2 separate regions of the Homo sapiens genome follow, and region 2 is linked to region 1. A link is an interaction called in ENCODE POLR2A ChIA-PET data of the cell type or tissue named here. Cell type or tissue: endothelial cell of umbilical vein. All regions are shown on one strand. Links, peaks and the distances in the headings refer to the core of each region. The heading gives the core; the rest is flanking DNA.

Evidence for each region. ChIA-PET counts read pairs that join two places held together with the same protein. Peaks named below come from ENCODE experiments on the same cell type or tissue, not always from the same donor. Only the 100,000 strongest peaks of a DNase experiment are listed, where the experiment ranks them.
Region 2: POLR2A ChIA-PET joins it to region 1 with 5 read pairs; 2 of 35 experiments call an interaction of 5 or more read pairs at or near these places.

The regions. Positions count from the first base shown.
Region 1 is chr1:94,320,793-94,331,387 of GRCh38, forward strand. All of the region lies in intron 2 of ARHGAP29-AS1 (ARHGAP29 antisense RNA 1), which reads left to right. Among named protein-coding and RNA genes, the nearest start is that of ARHGAP29-AS1, 78 kb to the left of the region's middle. RefSeq lists an enhancer at 6,527-7,038. In endothelial cell of umbilical vein, for the core only: no CTCF peak of the experiment used is centred there; DNase peaks (open chromatin) are centred at 2,719, 3,529, 5,049 and 6,639; H3K27ac peaks cover 5,000 bases.
Region 2 is chr1:93,660,109-93,670,703 of GRCh38, forward strand. All of the region lies in intron 2 of BCAR3 (BCAR3 adaptor protein, NSP family member), which reads right to left. Among named protein-coding and RNA genes, the nearest start is that of BCAR3, 16 kb to the right of the region's middle. RefSeq lists an enhancer at 1,777-2,976 and a silencer at 6,605-6,899. In endothelial cell of umbilical vein, for the core only: no CTCF peak of the experiment used is centred there; DNase peaks (open chromatin) are centred at 2,203, 4,563 and 6,823; H3K27ac peaks cover 5,000 bases.

The sequences.
Region 1 (10,595 bases), core at 2,294-7,293:
TCTGTCCATATCTCCAAAGTCTATGTCCTTACTTGGATATTCAAGGCTTTCCACGATCTTCCCCAGCTTTCAACCTGATTTCTCAAGAGTCATCTGCGCATGCCCTTTGCAGGGGGTGCTCTTCACCGACTCCTACCCGCTGTCCCCATCATCACATCTGTGGCTCTGCTACACGTAAAATCTGATTGAATTCAACTCCACAAAAATGTGCTGTGACTTACTTAATCTAGGATGTCTATCTGCCTCCATTCTGACCATGAAAAACCCACCCAGTTTACTATGCCAGTCCACGAGCCCCTCCTGGCTGCAATCCTGTTTGCCTCAATAGCAGTAGTTTCTAGCTTGAGAGGGGTTGAAGTGGACTAGTAAGACTTTTAAAAACAATAATAAAGTACAGGGAGGCCGAGGCAGGCAAATCACCTGAGATTGGGAGTTCGAGGCCAGCCTGGCCAACATGGAGAAACCTCGTCTCTACTAATAATACAAAATTAGCTGGGCGTGGTGGCATATGCCTGTAATCCCAGCTACTCGGGAGGCTGAGGCAGGAGAATCACTTGAACCTGGGAGGCGGAGGTTGCAGTGAGCTGAGATTGCACCATTGCACTCCAGCCTGGGCAACAAGAGCAAAACTCTGTCTCAAAAAACAAAAACAAAATAATAAAGTACAACATCTGATTGTCAATTTTTTATTCTGCCAAATAAGAACTTAAAAAACAACTACCACCATCACAGTATCTTATTTTAAAAAAGACATTTACTAATCAAAAAGCATAAAAGGCATAATATCAGAATAACTGTTGGTTCTTCAAATGTAATTCACTTAGCTTTAGGAAAAAAATCATTTTTAAAAAAAATTGTATGACTGTCTGAGGTACTGAAAACTGTTCAGACTGGCATTTGGGAGTGATTCTACAGTGCTTCTGGTCTCCACCACCTGTTTCGCATTTAATCACAGGCTGCCTTGGGGCACATTTTCATTGTTGCCTCTCTATTTAACTTCTTGTGCACATATGTTATTTCCCCAACTGGAAGGTAAGCTTTATAAGGAATCTGTAAAAGGACTGCACGCTTAACTTTCCAGCAAGGCTTTGCACACAGAAAATGTTCAATAAATATTTGTTGAATGAATGAATCAACCTTTTCTAAGCCTGTGCTAACCAATAAATCTCCTCTTAATGAGATCTGAGCGCCCCATCCTGAGGCAATTTCTCTCAACAGACTTCTTTAAAATGAATTATCCAGTACAAATTGCTTTACTTTTGAGTGAAGCCTAAAAATAAAAATTGTTTAAACCTGATATGAAAAGTAAACAGTTTTTTCCTCAGGGCAGTAGCAAGCCCCAACAGGGAGGAGAATCAAGACACAAACACACTTCTGTACCCGCCATTTAATTGATCCTAGTTATTTTGGGCTTTGTTGGTAGGCATGCACACAGTCCATGCTTCTGGCTTGACTTGACTGCATAGGGTGGTTGGCATTCTTTCTGGGGCTCTCACCCCTGTGCCTAAAGCCTCCACGATAACCATGTTGTGCCTTTCCCTCTCTCTACTCGGGTAACTTGGAAAGAAAGGTTAGGAAGAAGCTTAACATCTGGCTAGCCAAGCCTTGGTTTTAGATTCCAGAGTTGATACAGAGCAATTCAGAAAAGTGTCTTTTGGATTTAAAGCATTGTTTTTGCTCAGGATCTCGAGTTACCTTCAAAAAATTTAAATAAGATAAGGCCACATCCTTGCTTAAAACATTCATCAACTTTCAATTCAATTCCATTCAACGGCTATTGATTGAAGACCTGGCCCTGAAGAACAGAGCCGGAATGCCAGGCCCTGTTCTAGATGTTGGGGATATGTCAGTAAACAAAGCAGACAAAACTTTCTGCCTCACCGAAGCTTAGAGGGAGGTAGGAGTGAGGTGGGGGAGACAAACAAGAAAGATAATGAATAAATAACATATTATTTCTGTGTTAGAAGGTGATAGATGCAATGGAAACTAATTGGAGCAAGGGGGTGTTGCAATTGGGACGGGAGGGACAGAGGAGGCCTCGTTGAGAACGTGGGTGGAGCAAAGGCTTGGAGGAGGTGAAAGGTGTGGCCATGAGACCATTTGGGAGAAGAGGAAATGCCTTCCATATCATGACCTCACCCAGCACCCTCTCACCCTGTGGCCCTCCCACACGGATCTCCAGCAGCCCCTGCAGTCTCCTCCCCACCTCCAGGCTTCACACACATTGTTTCATCCTCAGGACTGTATTTTCCTTCCCTGTCTCTTGACCAACTCCTCATCCTTCCGACCTCAATCTAAATGCCACCTCCTCTGGTGGGCTTTTTTTTGCTGCCCCTCATCCATTATAACTTAGATGCCCTGCCACAGTCATAGCCCTCCCTTCAGATACTTAATAAATACTGTTTGAATGAATGAACAAAGAAAAGGGCTCAAAGCGGGTGTTGAGGACAGGGATTCTGACTCATTGATTTATCCCCAGTGCTGGGCACATTGTTGAAGGTATTTGGTAGACTTTATCTTCATAAATAAGCTCCATTATCAAGGATGGATAGAATGATTATGTTATGGCTTACTTAAATTTAAGCATAATAATACTATAAACAAGATTTGTTAAAGGGGGAGTGAAGCATTAAATTGTGTTACGGGGAATGAATTCCCTCCTTCCTTCACTTTTTCCAATGAAGCAGGCCTTGGTTTCAGTCCTTGGCCCAGACGAGCCCTTTTCAAGGAACATTTCCCACCAGTGACGGTGCCTTCCTGTCTGAGATCAGCATGTCCTTCAATTTATTCTGCAACTCAGTCAAATTAATTAAAACTAGATTTGTCCTGAGAGTTTGTTCGTTAAGATGTCACTGTATATCAAATTCCCAATTATCTGGGATAATTAAAACATCCTAACTTTTTCCCCGAATTATTTATACTTTTGGGAGTATCCCCTTGTAGGGTTCAGGACACACTACCCCAAAATATGGCACCTTGGCACTTCAGAAAACCCCAGAGGCAGGAAGGTTACTCTCACCTTCCCCTTGCCTTTCTCTTAGAAGCAGGTCATAAAACCTTCTTTCCAGAGGTGCCCACCCTGTAGCCAGGGGGAAGGAACGTCCCTGTCTTTGAAGACACAGAGACACAGAGAAGAATCTGAACAAACAAGCCTTGCTAAGTTCCCCCTAGTTTATTAGCATTAGATCATACAGTTTTGTCTAATCATCTCCACAATCATCCACTTATTCATCAAACTTAGCATAAAAACCCACAGGTTTCTCTGTCTCTTTGGATCTTCATTTCCGAAGCTATGCCATATAAAACTTACATATTAAATACATTTATATGCTTTTCTTTTTTTAATCTGTCTTTTGTTATAGATGCCTCAGCCATGAACCCAGCAATGAGTGAGAAATTTTTCCTCCCTTACACTCCAAAGGTATATTTTTATTGCTATTTGCTCAGGAAATGCCATAAGGATGATTTAACGATTTCAAATCACCACCTCATTTGACATGCATTTTAGGTAACATAAAAATCATGCAATATGATTGAAACAAAAGAAATTAATTAGAGCAAAGAGAAAAATACAAGCAAGGCAGTAAAGTGAAACAAGAAATAAAACCACTCACCACTCACGACACGGAAATTCCAACTGTAAAGACTCAAGTCTTTTCTGGAGGGGGATCACACATTTGGCTCTGAGCAATGAAGAAAACAGACAAGTTATAGGATTCACAGTGTTTTATAACATACATACCACGGTCTCAGGAGCCTTAAGACCTGAAAGACGTTTCTCCCATATGTCCTCAAAAGGGACACTGATGTCATGAATGACACTTAAAGCAGATGAGTTTCCAATAGCTGTTTCTTATGGTATCACTCCAGGAGCCTTTAACCTAGGGCCTAATGACAAAGTGAGGTCCTTTAAAATTCAGTTCTCTGAGGGAATGACATGATGCAGTTCACAAATGAAGTTTTTTAAGTATCTGACTTGATGCACAGATAAAGTTTAAAATATCTAAAATATCTAAAAGAAGGCCAAGTGTTGTGGCTTCCATTTGTAATGCCAGCACTTCAGGAGGCCGAGGTGGGAGGCTTGCTTGAACTCGGGAATTTAAAACCAGCCTGGGCAACATAGGGAGACCCTTTCTCTTTAAAAAGTGTAAAAATTAGCTGGGCATGGTGGCTCATGCCTGTGGTCCCAACTACCCAGGAGACTGAGGCAGGAGGATTGCTTGAACCCAAGAGGTCAAGGCTGCAGTGAGCTGTGATCACCACCACTGCACTCGAGCCTGGGAGACAGAGTGAGCCTCCATCTTGAAAAAAAATAAAAGAAATAAAAGAAAAAGGAAAGGAAAGGGAAGGAAGGAAGAAAGAAAAAAAGAAAGAAAAGAAAGAAAGAAAGAAAAAGAAAGAAAGAAAGAAAGAAAGAAAGAAAGAAAGAAAGAAAGAAAGAAAGTTGGATGGCCTGCATCTCTCCCTAAATGTTGTTTTCTCCAATCAAACTTCCATAAGAATTAAGGAGCAGAGAAGTCAAGGATAAATTGTCTGGCAGGTACCCAACAGCTGAAACTCTATACTTCTGATTAGATGCGGATGTACACCTAAGAACTTGGCATCCACTTGTGAAAGTGAAGGTTCCTAACCAGGCCATGTACTTGTATAGACCTACGTCCTCAAAGAGGCAGACCACAGTGTACCCATGGGTAGGGGCCAGATTTCCTTCAGGAAATAGTCCACAGTTGCTGTAACATGACAATAAATGAACAGCCAAGATCCATGGAGTGGCCATGGTGTGGGACATAGATAACAACCCTCCCACCAACATTAGACACTGCACAGTTAGTTTTCTGTTATCCTGTTTTGGTTTTATCATGTATACCTCCCCACCCATTAGAGTAGTTAGTTGAGAATTGACTGTTAAAAATGAAATCAACCTGCCGAGAAAAAGTCATGTTGGATGAATCACTGGGGCCCTAGGCTGTTGGCTTCATGTTTAATTTGGATGCTTCCCAATCCAATCTTGAGTAGGTCACCCCATATAGCTTCCTCCATCAGCAGGATGATTTTGTTTTAGAAAATATGTACACTTGGTAAACTGTCAAAGTGAGTTGTACATATGGTATGTGTTGTTCAGAGGGAGAAAATATTTTCAGCACTACTTGAAGTCTTTATACCTGACAATGCATTAAGAATTCAACACAATAATCTTATTGTTTTAGCTGTTGCTTTTACCATTACTCATGCAGCATGACTGGGAAAAAAATTAATGATCCCCCCCACCCCCACAGTGTTTGGTGTGTGTGAGTTTAAAAAAAAAATCTTTTGGTTTGGGATGAATGCGTCGAACAATCCACCATCTGGTGTACAAATATTTTTATAGACACGAATCCAAATACCACAAAATCAGTGCCATGGCTCAGGTTCTGTGAATCTTTTTCTGAGGCAGACTTTTTATTAAATATGATTATTCTTGAACTATGAGACTCTCTGCAGGAGCATTAAGATTTAGCCTTGAGAACAAAACTCTTTATGTTGACCAATATTTTTAAAAAGATGGAAAGAACTCTCTCTGGAGCTAATTTCAAGGAGGACAAAAAAGAATTTTGTTTTTGTTTTTGCTTTTTTGTTTACATACTAAGCATATACAAACTGAATCAGTGACAACTTCTGTTACATTCCTGCTGTAATCCTGGCTAGTGGAAGAAGATAAGATATCAGTAAGCTCTGCGGGCATCAAGTTTCGGCCCTGTCAGGTGTAATCAGAACCCTGGTCTTAAAACGAAGGCCTCCACTCCACCTCCTCAGGCAGAGGACACTTCATTCCCCAGCCCCAGGCACTGAGAGGAAAAGGAAGGATCCATCCTGTAAGAGCAAAATAAAACAAAATAGCAACACTGGGTTTGTGCGTTCCCTTTAACTCTTGACACCCTGGAATTAATGCAAAGTGGTCTGTATTTAATATCGAATTCCCTCCCCTCACAATGCGATAATGACAAGAGATTTTTAGAAGGCGTGGAAATTAAGAAATTTTAGAAAATTAAGATTCTCCTCTGAACCTAATGTAAAGAAAATTGATGAGTCTGTGCATTTGATGGGATTCCTAGGTCAGCACCATGTCGTGAAGACATTTTCTGAGATAGTGAGTTTGCTCAAAATGTCACTCCAACTTTTAAAGCATGGAGAAAATTGCTTGTCAGTGAATGTACCACTCAGAGCAAAATAGAATTTTTATTGCTAGATTTCCTTTCAAAGTTAAAAATAAGGATAAACAGAGCCAAACGGCTGTTTGGGGGAATGTAGTGATCTGGGGAAGAGAATGATGGCATATCGTTGGAGCTTCCAGCTTTGCTAGTGGAACTCATTGGAATGTCCATGAAAATCACCACAGAGTTCAGACATAGTTCTTAACTGGCAAAACTGTCCTAAAATGACTGGACTCTGATGCAGCTGCCTTGGGAGAAGTGGGAGAAATAACAGTCCCACTTCAGCGATCTGCAAACTAAGGTACAGTGGAAATTGAGCGGTCGGGCAAGGGTCACCAAAACTCAGTGGTGAGCGGGAGACAGGCCCAAAGAGCTGAGGAAGTGTAAACTCCAGTGATAAGGCGATAACTTGAGGAAATTAAAACCCCGTAGTGTGGGAAAGAACAATTAGCCAAGACAGAGGGGCAGGAAGGAATACAGAATGAATTACAATCAGAGGAAACTAGCCAGCAACAAAAGAGATGAACTGGCGGGGGCGGGGCGAGAGGGACGGGAGAAGTGACTTAAGAATGCTGGCTTCTCTGGGTTCCATCACCGCCTTCTTGTTAGGTCGCCGTCGCTGCGATCATGATTTAACCCCTTCATGCCTCGGAGTGTCTAGCTCCAAGGCAGCTATCTTTATCCATGAAGTTCTTTGAGATTGTGCCACGAATATGATGAATTCCAGATAAGAATGACTGCATCATTAGTTTAGAAAAAGTTACCCCCGCCCCTCCAAAAAAGACAGAAGTTTAAGCTTATATAGATTAGCAAAATATTTCCATCAGAAACATAAGAAGGAACATGTAAAACACAAGTATCAGCAAATGCAGATGTTTTCAGACCAAGAAGAAAGTGTTCATGAAAATGAAATATTTTAAAGGAAAACATGTAAAAGTGTTTCAAACTGATTTTGATGACTATCAGGATGACCTAAGGGGATGAAATGTCCTATAACTAGTAGGAAATGATAGAAAAAAAGTATGATTGTTTTATGAAAATAATAATTTGCTTATTTTAAGTCAATGAGTTTGTCACACATGATTATGGGCACGAGAGAAGATATGCTATGAGCCCAAAATTAAATTGTCTTTTACTTCAATCCTAAAAATCAGCAGGCAGAAAGCTAAGAGGAAGCTCTTCTTTAATCAACCAAGATGCTAAAATCATGGAGAGAAAGGCAAAAAAGATAGACCACAGTAGCTAAGTCATTCAAAAGAAGGGGGAGAGTTGATTATGTAGAATGAAGTGGAATGAAGATGCTAAGTAGGAGTAGAAAAACATGATACTATAACAAAGGGTTGATTGAGCAAACAAAGTGGGTAATAAGGCAAATTAAACATTCTTATAAATCCTGTGTCCAGGAAATGAATTAACTGCTCAGACTAATAAATGAAGAAGCATCACACAGAAGATAATGATTAAATGTCACCATGGGAAAACAGAAGGTTCCCGGTTTATAAAACCAGCACGCTTAAAAAGAAGAAAAGGGTGGGGGCATTTGAAACAATACTAAGAGGCTTTAAAAGTGAACTGAAAAAAAAATGTAAAGTAGACAGTGATGGAAGGACAGCCTTAGAAGACACCTCAATGATACAAGATTCTTTAAATATCTTAAAGGGATTGTGGGTAAGGAGGAGCATCCAGGAAATTGAAACATTAAACTTGGGTTTATTTTAATTTATTTTACTTTAATTTTTTGGTCTTGCCTTCATGAGGCCAATAAATGTACCAGAAATGGAAACAGTATCAGAGAGTGATAAATTAAGAACAATGAGGAATTCGCTTCCAATAAATTAAGTAACTCAAGAAAAGACAACTCCTGAGTGGGAAGAAAAAGCTGCAGAGATTAATACTGCCTTCATGCAGCATTTGGATGGCTCCTAGGAATCATAAAGATACCTGGGGAAATCAGAGCCAAGTAAATCTAGTACCTTTCAAAAAAAAATGGACTACGGAGGAAGCAGAAAAATGCTAGCCTTGCAACTCGGGAGCAATTGAAATATTTAAAGTATAGATAAAGCAACCAAGGTGGAATTACCAAATACCTAGAAATATATGAGTTCAGCAGACAAAACAATCAAATTTTAGGGAAAGTGACCTCCGGAATAAAATCCTTATAGAAGTTTTCAGGCTTTTGAATTTTGGCCACTATACTACAGTTTATAGAGAAGATGAATAAATGGACATCTATTAGCAACATCATGATATTCTGCAAATGGCATTTGTTAACTAACATCATAGAATACAGATTGATAAGGAGGAATTGGAAGAGATTAAACAGTCCTCTCCCCCTGGAGGTGCTGACATCAGCATAGATACAAAAGTATCCATAAGCGTAGGCATCCAATGACCGGAAAGCTAGTGGCATCTGTCACACATGCATTGTACAATTGCAATGCATTGTATGCGTGAGCAAGAGCATCTCAATCTCAGATTCATTTAAACAAATAAGTCATCACAGAAATAGTACCTATGAAGAAATCCTTGAAGAGGTTTTGGAATGAATGGTTTGCTGGGCAGGCAGGATATTTCTGATACAAGAAGAGCCTCTGAGAAGGCCCACAGCCAGGAGTGGGAAATAGGGCTGAGGAATCATGAACAGGGCTGACAGAGCATAATATTCGTAAGAAGTGATGGGAAAGATTAGGTAGCCTATAGTAGGAGACAGATTTGAGCATGGGCTTTGGAGTGAGACAACCTGGTTTGAAGCCTAGCTCCATAGTGGTATAATCTCTCCCCCACCCCCACCCCCACCCTGACCTCTGTGTGCTTTGGTCTCTTCATCTCAAAATTGGAATTTTAATATACTTACCTTAAGGATTGTGCTAAGAGTTAAGTGAGATGTTCTGTGTTCAAGCACCTAGAAAAAATAAGAACTCCAATATTAGCTATTGCTGTGAGTGAATTGTAGTCAGTCCACAGATGATAACACTCGCCTTCCTCATTTCCTTGGGGTCATCTCTTTTGACTTTCTGCTGCCTTTTCAAAACTTTTACACTGTCTAAGGACAACAGCCCTACCTGGCTCTCTCACTCTAAGAGATGGTGGGAAGGACAGTTTCACTCTCGATTTCCCTGTTCTCCCCTCAAAACACACTCTTTCTTCTTAGCCCCCTCTGCTGTTTCTGAGAACACAGTGCCCCATTTCTTTCCAAAGCTAAAACCTCTCTGGCAACAGAGAACCCGACTGTTATGGATTCAGCAGTTGACGGTTGACCTCCAGCAGGTTGGTGCTCCATCAGTAAGCCCATTCCTCTCTCCCAGCTGCAGTAACTCCTTCCTGTCAGCCTCCAGCCCTGCTCAAGTCTTCTCTGGCTCTGTGCATTTCTTCCTCCAATGTGCAGAGCCAACACCACCCACTTCTTTCCTTCCCTGCATAAATGAAACTCCCCTCTCTCTGATTTTTACTCCCCCTTCCTCTGCTGAAGCAGCTGGTTTGATGGCCACCAAAGGAGAAAGTTTTTCTCCATCTTATTCTATTCTAGTTTTTTGTGATTCTGTGTTACCTCTATTGACAGATTGTTTTCTCTTTTCTGATGGTTTCTTTATAGTCTTCTTTTGCTTTGCTCAGGTTGTTCCTGTAAGTATCTCCAGGGATTCTAGACTTGGCTTGTTCAGTTTCTCACACTGTACTGAACAACCTCATGTAAACCTTCAAGCCCATGATTTATCATTTCGTTGTTATTGTTGTTGTTTTTGAGACAGAGTCTCACCCTGTTGCCCAGGCTAGAGTGCAGTGGCCCGATGAAGGTTCACTACAGCCTCGACCTCCTGGGTTCAAATGATTCTCTACCCTCAGCATCCCAAGTAGCTGGAACTACAAACACACGCCACCATGACTGGCTAGTTTATTTATTTTTCTGTGGAGACAGGCTCTCACTATGTTGCCCAGGCTGGTCCTGAACTCCTGGCCTCAACTGACCCTCCTGCCTTTGCCTTCCAAAGTGTTAGAATTACAGGCAAAAGCCAGTGCACATGGCCATTATTTATCATCTCTCTGCAGGTCATTCCTTGACTATCCTTCTGAGGCTGGAATTTCCAATTGCTTTTTGAAATTCTCACACCATTGCCTTTTCATTCATTTATTCATCCACTCAAAAATATTTATTGAGTGCTACCGAAACATGTTTAAAACTATCTACTTAAATAAAATAAAAAATAAAAAAATAAAAAAAAAAACTATCTAATTATCTCTCTCCATCCCCACTCTCATCTGCATTTTGTCCTGCCTTTTCTCTGGGTAAATGATATCCTTTTCTTAGGAGCAGAAGCTAATTTTATTTCTTTGTAATCTCCCAAAGTGACCTAGTATAGTTTCTAGAACTAAATGGGACTCTATAAATACTGTTGAATTATATTGAGC
Region 2 (10,595 bases), core at 2,192-7,191, 660 kb before region 1:
ACCTTCCTCCCACTACACTCTATGAGTTCACTAAGGGAATAAAACATTGGAAGGAGAGAGGGAACAAGAGAGAAATGTTGTTCTTGGATTGACAGGCCCCCTCATTAAGGAGATAATTTAGCCACAGGCCAGCGACCGAACTGTGATGGCCTCAGACAGAACTCCCTCAGCAACAGAACAGCACTGCTGCCAGAGCAGCGCCTGGCTCCCCAGCCCCAATGAGACCAGATGTTTTCAAAGTGATACTGTGAGAGGCTGGCTGATCTTGTTGAAAATGAATCTCTCTGAACATGTTTAAAATACCAGGGAGAAACTTAATCAGGGAGATAACCAAGAGAACAGACAGAGTTTACCATAGGGCCATTTCTATCTGTTTACCAGGAAAAAGAGAAAACAAACAGGCTTAAAATGGGACACGCCTGGTGAGTGCAGAAATGACATTTTTGGAAAAATATCAGCTAGTGTGTGCTTAGATTAGCAGGTTATTTACTGATGTTGGGAATCATATTAAGGTCCCAATAAAGAGTTACTTTCTTACTGCAGGCAGGGGAATATTGTGCATATAGCCTTTGCTAAATTTAAAAGCAATGTAGCTAGCTTGCTTATTTATTTGTTTGTTTGTTTGATACAGAGTCTCGCAATGTTGCCCAGCCCAGAGTGCAATGGCACGATCTTGACTTACTGCAACCTCTGCCACCCAGGTTCAAGCGATTCTCCTGCCTCAGCCTCCCAAGTAGCTGGGATTACAGGCGCCCGCCACCATGCCTGGATAATTTCTTTTTTTTTAGACGGAGTTTCACTCTTGTTGCCCAGGCTGGAGTGCAATTGCACGATCTTGGCTCACTACAACCTCCACCTCCCGGGTTCAAGTGATTCTCCTGCCTCAGCCTCCCAAATAGCTGGGATTACAGGCACCCGCCACCATGCCTGGCTAATTTCTTTTTTTTTGAGATGGAGTTTTGCTCTTGTTGCCCAGGCTGGAGTGCAATGGCATGATCTCCGCTCACCACAACCTCCGCCTCCCGGGTTCAAGTGATTCTCCTGCCTCAGCCTCCCGAGTAGGTGGGATTACAGGGATGCGCCACCACGCCCTGCTAATTTTATAGTTTTAGTAGAGACGGGGTTTCTTCATGTTGGTCAGGTTGGTCTTGAACTCCCAACCTCAGGTGATCCACCCACCTCAGCCTCCCAAAGTGCTGGGATTACAGGTGTAAGCCACTGCACCCGGCCTACAAATTTTTGTATTTTTAGTAGAGACGGTATGGGTTTCACCATGTTGACCAGGCTGGTCTCGAACTCCTGACCTCAAGTGATCTGCCAGCCTTGGCCTCTCAAAATGCTGGCATTACAGGGGTGAGCCACCATACCTGGCCCAGTGTAGCTTTTTTTTTTTTTTGAGACGAAGTTTCGCTCTGTTGCCCCAGGCTGGATTACAATGGTGCAATCTCCGCTCACTGCAACCTCTGCCTCCCGAGCTCCAGAGATTCTCCTGCCTCTGCCTCCCAAGTAGCTGGGATTACAGGCATGTATCACCACACCCGGCTAAATTTTTTTGTATTTAATAGAGACGGGGTTTCACCCTGTTGGTCAGGCTGGTCTCGAACTCCTGACCTCAGGTGATCCACCCACCTTGGCCTCCCAAAGTGTTGGGATTACAGGTGTTAGCCACTGCGCCCAGCCCCAATGTAGCTTTAAACAGAGAACTATAAAACTTCTAGATGTGCGCTTAAATATTTTTGTTTCATCCCCTTGCAAAATAAATGAGAAGAGATTCAGTCTTCCACATCTTAAAACATACCCATTGATCTTATTTGTTAAAGTATGTTTTACTAGCAGTTAGCAGGATTAAGGCTGACACTCATTTTATATTCTGCACCCAGGGTTAACACGTGATGCGAGAAATTCCTTTTCACGAATACAGAAGAATGTTAGGGATACTTCATGATTAAAGCAATAGAAGTGCTTCAAAGCAGGAGAGGTCTAAACAGAAGCTCACTGCTCTGCAGTCAGGGGCAGATTCACCTTCCATTTCTGATGTCTAGAGTTAAAAACAATTCACCAGGTATGATTTGGGCAGCCATGTGTGACCAACTCCGATGGTCAGAATATTAACTTTAGTTAATGCTCCTGAAAATCACGGGAGCTTCTTTAACAGCCATAGCATGCTGCTGACTCATTCTGAGGCTGCAGTTCTCCAGATCTTGAAATATTTTTCGTGTGTGGCTGTTTAGCCAAACCCCATACTTTCATTTGTAATGAATGGTTTTGGACTCTGGTGCTAGTCTTTCTTTCTCCCTCTCAAGTTGTATTCAACTAGGTTTGGTTTGCTGTTTCAAAATACCAAGATCTCTTTTTTTTTAAAAAAAAATCTCATTTCTGTTGCTCTGACCTATTAACAATTCCCCTAGATTTGTCATTCATGTATGTGATCTGTATGCCAATATTATTGTCTAGAAGATTTTTTTAACTGATGAAAACAGGGGACACAGCCTCCAGCGTGCTTCCTGTATTATCATCTAGCCTGAATTTTCCTCACCCCACGGATAGCACCAGTGACTGATTTGCATGCATGCCTTCTCAACATTCTTCTAAGCTTCCAACCAAGTAACCCCAGGAACTAAAGTTAATCTGGTATGACTGGCTTTTAGCAAAGCCCTGATAGCTACTAACGATGACTGCTTCCTTTATCAAGTATTCAAAAATCGTTGTCTTGATAATCCACTTTATAATAGAATATTTCCTGAGATCGATGTCAAGCTTATCATTTTGTAGCTTTTCTCTCTCTAAATCCTTTTTTAAAAATTAAACTATGTATCCACCTGCATCCTTCCTGTAGTTCTTGTTACTCCATTATTCCTCCAACATCACATGATTTGATGATCTCAGTCTCACACTCCCTCAGTCTTCTTGGACTTTGGGGCTTCACCTTATCGGGTGGCATTAGAGTCTCTTGTCATGGCCTCATCTACTCCAGGCCAGCGATTCTTGCTTCACATTTATCCTACCCTTTCCAGTCAGAGAAGTCATTTCTTGATGGAAAAAAATGCAAGCTGAACAGAAGCTTAGCAGTTTGGTTTCTCTCACAAGCCCCTCTCTTTGGTCTTATTGTTCCAAACATAACTTCTGAAAGCCCTTTTGTTACCCTTCACATTTTTCACAATCCTCTTTTCACTCTGCACTCTGTTTCTTTACAGCCCAGAGCCACCCTCTGATATGGACCTTGGTTGCATGACCCGACCTTCCCTGGGTCTGGCTCAGGGTCCAAGGTCAGGAAAGCACAGAGGAAGTGGCAGCACAGAGAAGGCAGGTCCAAAGGAAAGGGTTATCTAGAAAGTGCCACCTGCAGTCAGCAAGTCAAGGAGAAAAAGTAACATGATACCTGGAAAGATGTTAAGGTCAGAGGTCAGGAAAGGCAGGATTGCTTATCAATCCAGTGGAGCAATACAAAGGGCTATACCGTGGATGAGAAATTAGGTCAGTTGCAAAGAAGATGGAGAACAGGTGCTGCTAAGGAGAGGTAGTTCAAATGGGCATCCTTCCTCTGAGGGCTCCTTACATGCACAAAGACCTGGCCTTTCTGTCTTTGAATCTCCAGCACCTAGCATAAAGCCTGGCACACCAAAGTTCAACATACTTGTGAATGAATACATCAAAGTGGCCCTGGCTCCTCATTACCACACTGGGGGAATCCTTTAAAGGAGCAGGTTCAGACTGGAGTCAGTCTTTCATTCACATCCTTAAACAGAAGAGCTATCTGGATGGCCACATACCTCTTCCTCCTTTGGAACTGGGGTCACAGCATTGTTTTTAATTGTCCTGAACTGTGTTTCTCTTTTTAAACTTGAGGCCATGGGATTGTGTTTATCATGTACCTCGACCTTGGGAATCCTTTTTCTTACAGTCTAGGGTAGACTATAGACAAGAACACATTTCCCTCCCTGGCTGTCAGAGATTCTAAGGCCTGATTACTTCTAAAATGCCTGGTTCTTTCATTTCAACAGCGAGTTCCTACTTTTCTTTTTACTTTGAGACGGAGTTTTGCTCTTGTTGCCCCAGGCTGGAGTGCAATGGCAGGATCTCGGCTCACTGCAACCTCTGCCTCCTGGGTTCAGGCGATTCTCCTGCCTCAGCCTCTCAAATAGCTGGACTTACAGACATGCACCACCACGCCCAGCTAATTTTGTATTTTTAGTAGAGACAAGGTTTCTCCATGTTGGTCAGGCTTGTCTCGAACTCCTGACCTCAGGTGATCCGCCCACCTCGGCCTCCCAAAGTGCTGGGATTACAGGCGTGAGCCACCGCGCCTGGCCCAGTTCCTACTTTTCTATGAGTCAGTGTCTATCTTATCTGAAAACATTGCAATGCCTGATGACTGTGTTCATGAAAAGAATGGCAATTCAACTCCTTTTTCAGGCAGTTTCCCTAATCATGTTAAAACAGCATCATTTAAATATCCTGCATATTACACTATGGTGAGTCTATATAGGAATCCAAGACTAATACACAGTGGTACTGGTTGATAAAAACTTGACCCAGTCATGGGTTAACCTGGGCTCAGCAGAATTCTAGTGACAGCATGAAGCTAAAAGCCACTGTTGAAATTTTAACTTGGCAGCAGTCAGTCAAATTGAATAGGGTAAGAACAAGAAAAACCGTATCAAGGCCAGTATGTCTCTTGGCAGGCAGAGAGGATCTGGCATCAGTGAATCATCAGGCTTCAGGCTGTCTAAGCTCAAACACAGCACTTCTGATAAAAGCAGATGCTTTGTTTGGCTGCTATCTATCTGCCCTTCCTCCAATCCCACCAGTCCCATCTACCCCACCCCCACCCATTCCCTACCGGCTTCTGAAAGAGTGTGTTTGTAAAGGCTTTTTCTAACTAATCGAGAGGCAGAATAAAAATGCTATGGTTTTGAGATAATGTCCTCAAGCCTCTAAGAGGAAGGGCTTCTGCCTACCAGATAAAGGAACATATCCCCTTGACCTGTCTTCCCGGGCAGACACCCATCCTCAACGTGGCCACCTACCTAAACCTTGAAAAAGCAGCCATCACCCTTTAGGCAAAGGCAGACACTGCAGTGTCCATGTACCTCCTCTGTCTACAGGGTCCTTGGGGAATGTCCAGGACCGCTGGGAAGAAACCACAGGAGTATAATCACCATGCTGCTGACACAGACCCCAGGGAGGGTGGCCCTGAAAACATGTCTGCCTTATTTAAAAAAATCAAGTAGTGGATAAAATATGCTTTAGTTTAAATGGCAAGATAGTCTCCTATTGAATTCTATCATCAAAAAAAAAAAAATCTTCTTTTGAACACCAACCCTATCCAGATCCTATCTATCCATATCCTATCTTATTTCTCTGCACTCGGCCTCCTCTGCTGACTCCCTGGAACAAACTGTGCTGGGATTCCTCTGAGGTCGTTCTTAGGGTTCCTTCCCTTTACTCTTTACATAGAGCTCTAGATCTCTCCTTTGACGATGGCATCCATTTCCATGGCTTTAATTTCACTTCTGTGCAGACTCCTAACTTTATACCTTTCAGGCCAGACCTTTTTTGCAGAGCTCCAGGCTCATAATTCCAACCGCCTGTCTGTTTAACACCTCCACTTAGACATGCATGCATCTCAAACTTAGCAAACCCCAAACAGAAGTCCTGATTCTCAGCAATCTACCATAACCCCCTTCCCTAAGAAAATGCAATCAACCAAACAAATAAAGCCTTGGTCCTCTCCCAAGCTTCCCTATCTCAGCAAATGCCCTATCCCATATACCCAGCTGCCTGAGCCATGCTTGACTATACCTCTCCCCCACCCCACCATATCCAAACCTCAGCAGATATGGCAGACTGTACCTGCAAACTATATCTCGAATCCACAGACTTCTCTCCTCTACCACCACGCTAGTGCAGAACCCCACCTGCTCCCTGTACTTTTACAACCACCTCCTGCCTTCCCTCCTCATCCTCTTCTCCATCAATCCTCCTCCACAGGGAGACAAAGCAATCTTCTAAAAACTGATCGTGCCATTCCCTTGCTTAAAATCCTTTAAAGGTAGATTTCCTTTTGCCCTACAGAGAAAATCTGAAGTCCTTACCCAAATCTAGACCAGTGCTAGCCAATAAAAACACAACGTGAGCCACATGGGTAATTTTAAATTTTCTGATAGTCAATTTAAAAAATAGCTGAAGTTAATTTTAATCCTTTATTTAACCTACTATTTCAAAGACATTATTTCAACACGGTTACATAAAAATTATTACTGAAATATATTCTCTTTTTATATCAAATCTTCAAATTCCCATGCCAGAGAGGCCTTCTCTCCACCAGTCTAAGTAACTTGGGGTCCTCTGATGTTGTATCTTCCTTGTACCTCCTCATTTTGTAGTTACGTACTTAATGATGCATTTGCCTGAATGCCCCCTAAACTGAGAACTCCCTAAGGACAGGGGATACATCTATTTCGTGCTTCACTAGGTACCTGGCATCTAGCACAATGCCTGGCATAAAACAAGCTAATAAATACGCATCGAAGAATAAACAGCAAAGACACTGATATTAAGCACAAGAACAATCAGGCAAAGGCTCGGGGCCCGTTCACTGAAGACAGGCTCTGTTTTGTGTATTAGTACGATGGTATGCTGATATTTTAGTGCACTGCGTAGTTGTTATACCTATAAACTGTTGAGTGTTGGCCAAGGCTCATTGCTGTAGGGCAGGCTCAGATAGAGGGATTCCAGCCAGACTCCATCAACATGTGAGAAACTTTCTCCCACAGAAGCTGCCGTCATTGAACGTGATCTCAGGTTACACCAAAGGATTAGGCACCTCCCAGCTCTAGCCTTCCAGGAGGAAGGAAGGAAGGAAATCCATCAGTCTGAGCCTCCTCTATGCCAGGTTCTGTGTTAGGCACCCTCACATGAGATTGTATCTGATCCTTAGAGTCACCCTTTGAGGACATGGAGACTCAGAAAGGTAAAATAACTTACCCAAGGTCACAAAGCTACCAAGTCAGGCTGCTGGAATCAGCGTCAAGGTCACTAGTGGCTTTCTTTGATAGCCACGGCTACGTCGACATCCCAGCAAGGGCCTCAGTGGCTTTGAGCCAGGCGTCCCAGCAGAGCTGAGCAGGAGAAGAAGAAACTGCTGGTGACCAGGTGGGAGCTAGGAGCAGGCATGGGACCTGCTCAACGCAGATTCCCAGTAGGGTGTACCAGGGTCAAGTGTGAAAGTCAGAGCTCTGAGATTCTGTGGAGCCTTCATATTTAGTGAGCAGTTAACCTTCATAGCACTTCTCGGATGGGTTATTTACGCTCCCACTTTATGGTTTAGAACTTGCTATAGAGTTCACACATCTAATAAGTGGCAAAAACAAGGATATGAACTGAAACCTCTGGATTATCTGTCTTGTGTTTTTTCTCCTCTTCACAAAAGGAGTTATTTTATCTTCAGTGATTATACTCACAGGCAAACTGGACCTACAGACAGATCACACTGCATAAAAGCTGGGGCAACTAGGGAAGGTTTCTCAGACCTCTCTAACTTGTAAATAACAGCACAGTCCTTCAAACAAGGCCCTATATGCTTGTCTTTGGGGCCTCTAAGAAGAGAGCTTGAAATTCTACATCCAATCCCACAGCTAGCCTCTTGGTGACAGACTGGATAGTGACACCATTCCGAAGCATGACCTGAGGGCATATCAGCCATGTGGCTCAGGCCGGTCTGGCCACCTAGACCAATCCCCCTGAGGACAGTCTCCTTCCAATCAACCACAGCAACTACTCCTTTAGCTTACAACTAAGACTTCTCCAGCTTGTGTATTCTAGCCAGGCTAGGCTGGCTCGCAAATCCACATGTGATAAGAATATGAGTAGTAATTTATAACTGCATAGCACCTCTGTTTACAAGGTGTTTCAACATATATTGAGGGGCGTGAAAAACCCAGAAGACTAAAATACCTCACCTTTCCCAAATAGCATGCTGGTGGCCTGAAAAAAAACATGATTTAAAACAGGTCTGTCCTGGGGTGGGAGTGAGGAGGGGGCAGTCCAGAGGAGATGTTACACAGCTCCACTCAACAAGGACTGCATTGTGTAATTCTCTGATCATTTTCTTGGTTGTGGTTTGCAATCTGTTAACAATTTTTTTTTGCCCCAGAACAGCTGAGAATGCGTAGATCCTGGCATTTAGGTTCAAATCATCCTTGTCAGTAGAGGATTTAGGACAACCATCAGACAGCTGGTAGATCTGCAGGCACTTCCCACCCTCTGGGCTTCTTCAACCCAGGAGCAGCGCAAGATGCAGGGGCTGAGCTCACCTCTGACCCAGCTGCTCCTGTCCTCAGCACACCAGAGGCCACCAGGGACCGGGACATTCACCATTCCTCGGAATGCACTAAACCATTCGCAACAGCTGCGTTCAAACACCGAGGGGTATTTCAAAATGTTACTAAAACTCAACTTTAAACTTATAAAAACATCAATTCAACCCATGGACTATTACTTTTCAGAAACATTCTTGAACTTGGGCTGTTAAGCCATTGTCACTATGCTAAGTATACCTTCTATTAAATAGAATCTATTAATCTAATAAAAGCTTTTTTTTTTTTCTTTTTTTTTTTCTAAGACGGAGTTCTACTCTCGTCATCCAGGCTGGAGAGTAGTGGTGTGATCTTGACTCACTAAAACCTCCGCCTCCTGAGTTCAAGTGATTCTCCTGCCTCAGCCTCCCCAGTAGCTGGGATTATAGGCATGTGCCACTACGCCCAACTAATTTTTGTATTATTAGTAGAGACAGGGTTTCACCATGTTGGCCAGGCTGGTCTCGAACTCCTGACCTCAGGTGATCCACCTGCCTCAGCCTCCCAAAGTGCTGGGAATACAGGCAATGAGCCACCGCACCCGGCCCAAGATTTTTTTTTTTAACTCAAAATCCAATTTTTTTCTCCAAAAAGTACACAAAAAGCTTCCAATTTGCAGACAGCAGACATGCCTGGGTATAAATAAACTGCAGATGTTTGCATGTGGACCTTCGCATCGTACATCCTTCTGATTAACCCTGAGCTAAAGGCTGGTGTATTTGCGTGTCTGAGGGAACATCTTGCTTTGTTAAAGAGAAGGCAGTAGTTACAGAAACCAATGGTTCTGAAGAGGAATAACTAAAACCATTTTTCAGATGAGGGCATTGATACAGCCCAGAGTTAGGGCTTTAAATCAATGTTTTAGAGGAAAAAAGCTGCATAGATTCTGGACCTTACATCTTTGCTTCAACCTTGAAGATCTGACATTGTGACAGGGTAGGTTACTTACTGCCTGGGAAAATGTACTGCTCATTTTAACTAGGGATAATTCTGCAGACTTTCTGGCCACTGTCAGTTAAAACACTTGTGACGAGTCAGTCAGTTCCACTCATGCAAACTAATGAAACACCACATTGTCCTACCACATGCTCCCACAGCACAAGAGGCCGAAGGAATTAGGCACTCACAGCTGTTCCCAGGAATGTGTGCCTCCACGTACCCACAGGCAGGAAAAAGACCTGAATGGTATCCAAGCACTGATCCCTCAGCTATCCTAGCAACACAGACATCCCGACAACAGGAACCAGTCCCCTCTCAGCCCAAGGAAGATTCCAGATTTGAATACAAATTCATCCTTGAGAATGAATTAACAGCATTTGCAGTGACCTGGATGAGATTGGAGACTATTATTCTAAGTGAAGTGACTCAGGAATGGAAAACCAAACATCATATGTTCTCACTGATATGTAGGAGCTAAGCTATGAGATGCAAAGGCATAAGAATGATACAATGGACTTTGGGGACTTGGAGGGAAGAGTGGGAGGGGAGCGAGGGATAAAAGACTACAAATAGGGTGCAGTGTATACTGCTTGGGTGATGGGTGCACCAAAATCTCACAAATCACCACTGAAGAACTCACTCATGTAACCAAATACCACCTGTATTCCAATAACTTATGGAAAAATATAAAAATAAATAATAATAAAAATTCATCCTTGAAGATAAATGAATCAAGGGGATATCAGCTGAACAATGTGAATGTCAAGAGGAAATCCTGTCTGCAGACCTCTCAGAGAAACCTGGGTCTGCTTGCAGAACAAAGGCTCCTTCTGTGACATCAAGCAGCAGGTTTAAGAGCTCCCTGGCTTCTGGCTTTGGCCCTCTTTCAAAACCACAAGTACATCCAAGGGCAGCCAAGACAACAACAAAGCCAAGAGATACAGTCACCAAAAGAGAAGACCAACTCCCCCTTCCAGGCCTGCCTTCTGCCTGGCTCTCAGCAGGCAAGGCTCCATTCTCCCCAAAGTAGGTGTCCAAAGCACTGAATACAAGCAGGGTACTGACCCCTGTGCAAGAAGATAGCTCAGAGGATGCCCACAGCTGGTGCCAACATTCTTCGGAGGCTATGGAACACACTGTCTGGGGAAGGCCCTATAATACTTTCTAGGTTCTAATCCTAGCTCAGTTATCCATTAAGGTATGATCTTAGGTGCCTCAACATCCCTGAACCCATTTCCTCAACTCTAAATGATGACACTGATGATGGTGATAACAATGTTCATAATGAAATCTGCTATG